Linked DNA regions of Mus musculus: regions 1 and 3 are each linked to region 2. The links are chromatin contacts, found by Hi-C or POLR2A ChIA-PET in ENCODE. All regions are on one chromosome and are shown on one strand. The core of a region is the stretch at or near the end of the contact, and the rest is flanking DNA. Distances in the headings are between cores, read along the strand shown. Region 1 overlaps Syt11 (synaptotagmin XI). Region 2 holds the start of Ubqln4 (ubiquilin 4). Region 3 holds the start of Khdc4 (KH domain containing 4, pre-mRNA splicing factor).

Region 1 (2,700 bases), core at 169-2,668, 200 kb after region 2:
GAATAGTAATATGCTTTCTTTCTCCTTCAGTCCCCATACTAGACTGGATGATCCAGACGTCACATGCAAATCTGAGATTTTAAGGATCCTCTCATTCCCATGACACTGCCCCAGGTAAGCAACTCGACCCAAGGAACACTGAGGCCATCTCATGATTCTGTCGTCCCCTCTGCCAGTCGGCTTCTCCCAGCTCTCTGCCTGTACCTCCTGTTCCAGGCTTAGGATGAGAATGAGAGTTCACTTATGATTATTAAATACAATATAAGGAAACAAAGCAGTTGCTTAAAAATTTATTTTCAAGGGCTGGAGTGAGCTCAGCAGTTAGAGCACTGGCTGCTCTTCTAGACAACCTGGGCTTGATTTCTAGCATCCGCATGGCCACTCACAACTGTCTGTATCTTCAGTTCCAGAGGATCCAATGCCCTTCTTTGGCCCCTATAGGTATTTGGTCCACAAGCATAATGCAGGCAAAATACCCATACACATAAAACAAAAATAAATTAAAAAACAATCAATTCCGGGCAGTGGTGGCACACACCTTTAATCCCAGTACTTGGGAGGCAGAGGCAGGCAGATTTCTGAGTTTGAGGCCAGCCTGGTCTACAAAGTGAGTTCCAGGACAGCCAGGGCTACACAGAGAAACCCTGTCTCAAAAAACAAACAAACAAAAACCCAAAAACCAAAACAACAACAACAACAACAACAAAAAATCAATTCCATAGTCCAGGCATTGAGGCACATACCTTTAATCCCAGCACTTTGCAGATAGAGGCCTGGTCTACATAGCTGGAGATATCTAGATCTACACAGTGAGATCCTGTCTCAATAAAATTTTCCCCTAGGGGCTGGTGTGCCTCACACCTTTGTACATGTTGGACAAGCACTGTACCTACTAAGCCATATTCTCAGCCTTCCTACACAGGAACCTTAGAAGGAGGGTTTGGTTGCAGTTACAAGCTATAAGAGGATGTCCTGGGCTGGGGATGTAGCTCAGTGTGTGTTAGACCCAGAGTTAGATCCCCAGCTCATCCCCCAGGCCCCTCTTTAGAAAAAACGATGCCTTTTAAAGATGAGCTGGAGAGTGAAATGTCTGGAGTAGTTCTGGCTGAAGCCCACACTTTGTCCTGAGGAGGATTTGGAGGCGGCATTTGGGCTCTTTGGCTGGGGATCCTGGGGATGAATAAAGGACAGACTCCCGGGTGCTGCTCAGAGATAAGGGCTCAGGAAGTGTGGGAGTCTGGCAAGCTCTGCTGTCCTGTTGGGGCCTCTCCTACTTCGATGTATTGCTCAGGATCCTAGCCCTGGCTTCATCCTCATGAAAGGAGTTAATAAAGTGGGAAGAAACTTGGCTCTCCCCAAGAACTCCTGGCAGTTTAGCAAATGCCATTGTCTGTGCTCTCTGCCCAGTGCCCTGGATTTGAGGCTGCTTTGTCTCCAGCCTGAATCAGTTCCTTTTTGGCCAGTCTTTTCCCAGCTGCAGCTCTCGGCACAGAGCCACCCCTCCCCCACAGTACTGGACTGTGAGCACACGAGTGGCCTGGAAGAGTGGTGGGTGCTGTTGGAAACAGCCCTCCTTCCAGGACAGACAAGGCTGAGCACTCGAGCCCTGTAAATGGAAGCCAGGAAACTGGAAAGCGAGGAGCAGAGACTGAGGAAAAGTAGGCAGGAGAAGGCAGAGGAGGGGACTTTCCCTTCTGTCGTCTCCACTGTCCCTTCCTGTTATGTCCTTTTTACCTTTTGAGCTAGGATGTCAAGTATTTTAGGCTGTTCTTGAACTTGTAGGGAAGGCTGACTTTGAATCTCTGAATCTCTTGCTTCTACCTCCTAAGTACTGGGGTTGTAGGTACCACCCTCCACTTTCATTTCATGTGGGACCAGGGATCTGTCCTAAGGTTCTGTACCTCATAGGCAAGCACTCTACCAACTCAGCCACATCCACAGCCCTTGTGTGAGTGTGTGTGCGTGTGTGTTTCTGAGACAGTTTCCTGCAGCCTCGGTTGACATTCAGCTTCCGAGAGCTGAGGATGACCTTGAACTCCTAAGCCTCCTCATCTCACCGACCAAGAGCTGGGATTTCAAGCCTCTGCCATGATGCCCAGTTCTCAAAGTCAGAATTGGCTAGTACAGGATTCCAGTACTCAGTCAGCAAAAGCAGGAGGATTATTGTAAACTCAAAGGCAGCCTAGGCAGAGTTGAGTCTCTAGCTGCATATGTAGCAGAAGATGGCCTAGTCGGCAATCAATGGGAGGAGAGGCCCTTGGTCTTGCGAAGATCATATGCCCCAGTACAGGGGAATGCCAGGGCCAGGAAGCGGGAGTGGGTGGGTTGGGGAGCAGGGCGGGGGTGGGGGGAGGGTATAAGGGGCTTTGGGGATAGCATTTGAAATATAAATGAAGAAAATATCTTAAAAAAAAAAAAAGGCAGCCTAGGCTATATAGTAAGTTCTAGGCCAGCCCAGTCTATGTATTAAGCTCCAGGCCATTGAGAATTACATAGTAAGACCCCATGTGTCACGAAATAAAACAATAAAAGTAAGTGCTGGAAATGTAGCTCAATTGATAGCGTGCATGCTTGCACGTACATGTGAGTCCTGGGTCTAACTCTCGCACTGCAGGCACTGTGTGCTAGTGCACACCTAAACCCCATGGGATTTAGCGCATGGGATGCAGGGAGGACAACAAGGAGTTCAAGGTCATCTTC
Region 2 (2,700 bases), core at 61-2,560:
CCCGTTCCTATCATACGCGGCCCAGATGTTACTGGCGATGGCCGCAGTGACCCGGGCATCTGTGTCCCCATAACCGGAGTAGGCCAGCAGCGATCCCTCATTATTCAGCAGCCTGGCAAGAATGGGAAGGATATCAACAAACTCAGGAAGAGTGAAAGGTCTGAGTTCCTATCCCAATTCCAGCTACTGGCGCTTTTAGGAAGCAAGAATCCAGGAACACGCTAATCAACTGTCCATTTCCCTTTCCGAGGAAGCCCTCAAGCAGGGTTTCCGAAGCTGCAGCTTGCAACATTAGCCACCTCCCGGCGTAGGGCTCTTCCCTACCCCTACTGCAGACAGCCGCGCGCCGCCCCATTCCAGCGCTCGCTGCTTGGGTTCTTGTTCACTCACAGGGTGCTCTGGACTCCTCCAGTGTTGGCTTGGCTTAGCACCTGCGTCAAAGCCTTGGGACGCAGCATGCCTGCGTCTCTTAACCCTGACCTGCACCAACACACCCCTACAGTCGCAGCCTCTTGCTCTCCCTCAGTCGCTTCCGGTGGCCCAGGAGCCCAGCTACGAGGCGCCTGGGAGTTGTAGTCACCGGGCCCATCTACTGAGGCTCTGGCCCAATTCCCGCCCCGCGCGAGGGCCTCTGGGAATCGTAGTTTCATGTGATCGCTCAAGGAATTCTGGGAACCATAGTTCAGCGTTCCAGTGGGACCATGTGGTTGTGGAGTTGGGGGGGGGGAGAGCGGGAGCGCAAGGACAGTGGCAACGGTGGAAATACTTTTAACATCTTCCACGCGAAGGACGCCTTCGTGCCTACTGGTCAATCGCAATCTAATAATAAATCTATCTGTTAGGCACATCCTTGACCATTTTTTAAAGCAATATTGTACGCTAGTCACAATTCTGTGGGGTCTTGCTCTTTTACTCCCAAGGCTCAGAGAAGCCACGTAGGCAAACTCCAGGTCTCTGAAACCGTCCTTAATGGCTCCCTCGGGGCGGTTCCCCGGAGGCCACGACTGCTCGAATCCGCAGAGGTCTTAAGGACGTCCTGAACCAGGAACGAACCCAGGCCTCTCAAGAAAACCAAGTGACCCCAGGGAACGGAGATAAGACGGCGACAACGAAAGTCCTTTGTCCGAACAGGAGGGAGCCGCAGGCGGCCCTGAATCTCCCGCCCTCCGCGCTGTCCGGCCCGGGCCAGCTGCGCACCCTGCTCGGGCCTGGGCCGCCCCAGCTGCAGTGCTCCCCCAGGCCGCCCGGGGCGCTGTGGCTGCGGCTGTCCGGAGTGGGCGGCGGAGCCTTGGGGAGGGGCGGGAGGGGGAGTTGGAGGCCCCGGAGTCGGGCCGGGCCGGGCGGGCCGGGAGGAGGAGGAGGAGGAGCCGGACGGGCTGGCGGGCGGCCGGGCGGCGGCATGGCGGAGCCGAGTGGGGCTGAGACGAGGCCCCAGATTCGGGTCACCGTCAAGACCCCCAAGGACAAGGAGGAGATCGTGATCTGCGATCAAGCCTCGGTCAAGGAGGTAGTATCTGGCTGGGAGGAGACAGGAGGGCGGGAGCAGCGCACCGAGGGGGTCAGAGCAGAGAGGGAGACCTCGGGGTCGGCCTGGCGCCGGGGACGGGCCCCCGGCCGGGGCGGAATCCAGGGGCATACAGGCGGGAGAAGCGGGTAGGGGGCGCCCTGCCAGGGCTAGTCCGGGGAGCGTGGCGCGGGTAGGGGCCGGTTTGGCCGCGCTACCCGGGCTGGGGGCGTGGTGGGGGAGCTTGAGGAAGGGACACCTTGCTTGCGGGCTCCATTTGGAGCCTAGGCTTGAGGAGAGTGTGCTCCAGGGTCACTGGTAGAGGTTCCAGGCGCTAAGGCACCGTGCGGCCCGAGCGAGCTGCGGCTATGCTCTCCCGGGAGTGTCGCGTGGTGGTGGTGCCCTCTCTCTCTCTCTCTCCCTCTCTCTCTCTCTCCACAGAGCCTCCTTGTCGCAAATCGAAACGGTTGTGTAGTTCAGTTTTCTGCTCTACAGGATTTGCTGAGCGCAGTAGGTGCTCAACAAAATAATATAGAATGAGTGAGGGAGTATTGCCTGTGTTCCCCACTGCTTGAAGCTGCTCCAGAATTGCACATAGGCGGGGCTTAGAATAGGCCATCTGGTTGGAAGAGAGGGATCTTTTGCTTAGCAAGTGCACTGTTTATAGTTAGAATATGTGTTGTGTTGTGTTGTGTTTTGGAGGAGCTGATAGAATCTAGAAAATTTAACTCGCCCCAGTGTAGCCGTTGGTACCACTGCTGCTCTCTCATTAGAGAATTTTAAGTCCCCTGGGAAAAGCTGAATTATAAAACAGCTCTTATTGAGAATGTGTCTGATGAAGACATTGATGTCCAGACCTGAGTTCCTATATCCCCGGATACATTACCTCTTCTCTGATCCTTATCTTTAAATTCCCAGCCCTGGGGAGGTAGAAGCAGGTGGATCTATCTGAGTTCGAGGTCTACATAGAAAGTTCCAGGACAGCAAGAGCTACATGCAGAGACCCTGTCTCTTAATTAATTAATTAATTAATTAAATTTAATTAATTTAATTAAGTAGAGATGGTAACTAACACACTAGATTCCTCAATAGATCTCAATAATACTCTAGATTATCTGTTATAGTGATGAGGAAGCTGGGACTGAAAAGCAGAGAGAAGGCTGAAGAGAGACAGCCTGAGCCCAAGGCTAGTTGAA
Region 3 (2,700 bases), core at 161-2,660, 130 kb after region 2:
ATTTACTTTGTGTGGTGTTGGCAACTGAACTTTGGACTTAACTCTGCTCCACACTGGTTCGTCCTGCAATTCTTTCCCAAGTCAAAAAAGCCAAAGACTCTTTGGAGTCTAGCCCTAAAAGATCAAGGGAGCACCTCTCACACTAGTGTGGTTGACACCACAGAGCAGTGTCTTCATCCCTACCACAAATGTATATTTATTTATTATGTGCCCAAACTCTCTATTATTTAGCTTTTAAGTGAATTTTTTTTTTTTTAAAGATTTATTTATTATTATATGTAAGTACACTGTAGCTGTCTTCAGACACTCCAGAAGAGGGCGCCAGATCTTGTTACGGATGGTTATGAGCCACCATGTGGTTGCTGGGATTTGAACTCTGGACCTTCGGAAGAGCAGTCGGGTGCTCTTACCCACTGAGCCATCTCACCAGCCCCAAGTGAATTTTATTCTATGAATTATGTCGGAATGTAAGTATTTCTATAAGCTAGCATTCTGGGTTTGTTTGCTTTCTGTTGGAAGAATACTTGCATAAACGTTAAGGATCTGTTTTTCAGATTCACCCAAAACTCCTTAGAATTCAAAGCTTTTCAGTATATTGAAGAGGCAGTCAAGTGTAAACACACAGCCCTCAGAGAAGGGGATTTCATAACTTTTGATTTTTAATCTCCATTATGACAGTTCTTAGATCAGAGAGCAACTTTCCTTGTGTGCTCCAGGGATCTAACTTACATCGTTGTTTGTCTACTAGCACCTTCGTCTGCAGGGCTATCTCTCAGTCCCTGGCTTCGTTTTTTTTAAAAGCTCCACCTCGCTGAGCAGTTTTTCTCCAACTTTACTTGTTTTATAACAAGTTGTCCAAGTGCTTACGAGTTTGCCAAAACCAATGTTTTTGCTCATGGCCACCAGAACAGCCCCCCCCCCCCCATGCAGCGGGCTGACTGGAGCTTCCTATCCCTAAGGGTGGGTGGGTGGGGGACCCAAAACAAAACAAAAAGAGAAAGAAAGAAAAGGAAGTTGTGCAAATGACTTTGGAAAGAATCATTTCCTTTTTTCATAAGCTGAATCGAGAAGTGCGCTGAAGTCGCCGGCAGGGTTCTCCTCCGCTACAGGCTGGGACTCCACGTGAGCAAAGAGAACGCGGAGAAAGTCGGCTTCATTTTCTGACTTGTCTTCCAGGCAACTCGCTTGCCCACAATAAAAATGGATTCTCCTAGCCCGCAACTCGCTTTTAAACCAGGCCCAACAACCATTTTTATTAAGGGCAAGAGAGCAAGCCGGAGAGTCGACAGGCAGGCACTCCTGTCACTGAGACGCCAGACGCTTTAAATCACCGAGGGTCCAATCGGAATCAAGAGTCCTCACCGGACCCGCCTTACCTCACGGCCGGAAAAGGCCGTGCGTCAGCGCGTTGGGCGGAAGTGGCGGGAGGGCGGTGGTGGGTAGTTGGCGGGTGGTTGACTGGAGCAGGCCGCCATGTCCGCAGGGAGCGCGACACATCCTGCCGCTGGCGGGTAAGGGCTTCGCGGGCCAGGCTGGGGGCAGCGAGCACGGGCCCGGGGCAGGGAGACCGGCGAGGCTGCGTGTGGGCCGGACGGGCCGTCTAGTAGGACGCGTCCGGATGCCGAGGCCGGGGTTCTGGAGAGAATGTTGAGCTGGCCTCGGGCGCCCGGAAAGAGGCCGGCCGCGGTGCGAGAGGGAAGGGAGGGAACTCGGAGCCTTTTAGAAGGACGAGCCAAGGAGAAGGCGAACGCAGAGCGTTCCCGGCCGAGCCGAGTCTCCGGATGGAAGTGACTGGAAAGGAAATGTTTCGTAAGGGGATCGGAATAAGGGGAGTGGGACTGAGCTTTAGATAGGAATCTCGGGCACGTCTCGGGACCATGGCAGGCGACGCGGGATGGAGTGTACGAAGGGGGAGACTACACAAAGGAAGGCCGTGGGCCTCAGGATTTCCCTTTTCCTACCTGTAGGCGCCGCAGCAAATGGGATCAGCCAGCGCCAGCTCCGCTTCTCTTCCTGCCGCCAACGGCCCCAGGTGGAGAAGTCGCTGGCAGCGGGGCGAGCCCCGGGGGCGCCACCACCGCCGCCGCTCCTTCAGGAGCCTTGGATGCCGCCGCTGCCGTGGCTGCCAAGATCAATGCTATGCTCATGGCCAAAGGGAAGCTGAAACCATCTCAGAATGCGGCCGAGAAGGTATTGCGAGCGCTAGACGCTCTGCGCTTCGGGATTTTCTTTTTCCTCCCCTTTCTTCACCTTTCAGTTGCTTGGTCATTGGGGTTAATGAAGATGAAACCGGTTAGAGTGAAGATCACGTTTGGGAGTATTTAGATGATACCTTGTTAAATTGTTCCTGCAAGGCAATGAATGGGCTTTGGTTTTTTTGTTTCAGGCAGAGACTCTGTATATTTAGACCAGGCTGGCCTGCTTGCAGAGATGCCTCTTGCCTCTGACCCCCCAAGTGCTGTGCCCCATCATTGCATCCTGAAGTCAGGCAGTTTTAATTGATGTAGTTCCCTTGTTTTGTTTTTCGAGACAAGTCCACGTAGTCTTGGCTGTCCTGGAACCGTGGTTTAGCCTCGAACTAATGGGGAGATATCCGTCTCTGCCATCTACGTAGGATAAGGACATGCGCAGCCACCACCTGGCTGGTCTTGTTACTTTTATGGACTAGTTTTTGTGCTTAGAAACTTAAACTCAGTTTTT

The links. A loop is a pair of places that touch in the nucleus more often than their neighbours do. ChIA-PET counts read pairs that join two places held with the same protein, here RNA polymerase II (POLR2A).
Region 1: a map of CH12.LX shows a loop between it and region 2 (2.5-fold over the local background). The contact joins the enhancer-like site here to the promoter of Ubqln4 in region 2. A Hi-C loop is called at or near these places in 1 of 37 maps with a recorded cell type or tissue (CH12.LX). POLR2A ChIA-PET finds 5 or more read pairs at or near these places in 1 of 5 experiments (embryonic stem cell).
Region 3: POLR2A ChIA-PET joins it to region 2 with 13 read pairs in Patski. The contact joins the promoter of Khdc4 here to the promoter of Ubqln4 in region 2. POLR2A ChIA-PET finds 5 or more read pairs at or near these places in 2 of 5 experiments (Patski and embryonic stem cell).

What each region holds. Positions count from the first base shown.
Region 1 is chr3:88,756,898-88,759,597 of GRCm38, forward strand. All of the region lies in intron 2 of Syt11 (synaptotagmin XI), which reads right to left. Among named protein-coding and RNA genes, the nearest start is that of Syt11, 14 kb to the right of the region's middle. Within about 2 kb of position 1,419, at least 1 of the 3 ENCODE cell types and tissues checked has a DNase peak (open chromatin) inside an H3K27ac peak, as active enhancers do.
Region 2 is chr3:88,552,406-88,555,105 of GRCm38, forward strand. Ubqln4 (ubiquilin 4) reads left to right here and starts at 1,311. Exons shown (of 11, transcript NM_033526.2): 1 at 1,311-1,507. The coding sequence starts at 1,400. Lamtor2 (late endosomal/lysosomal adaptor, MAPK and MTOR activator 2) reads right to left here and starts at 546. Exons shown (of 4, transcript NM_031248.4): 1 at 391-546; 2 at 1-112. The coding sequence starts at 458.
Region 3 is chr3:88,684,377-88,687,076 of GRCm38, forward strand. Khdc4 (KH domain containing 4, pre-mRNA splicing factor) reads left to right here and starts at 1,411. Exons shown (of 14, transcript NM_028814.4): 1 at 1,411-1,511; 2 at 1,968-2,190. The coding sequence starts at 1,474.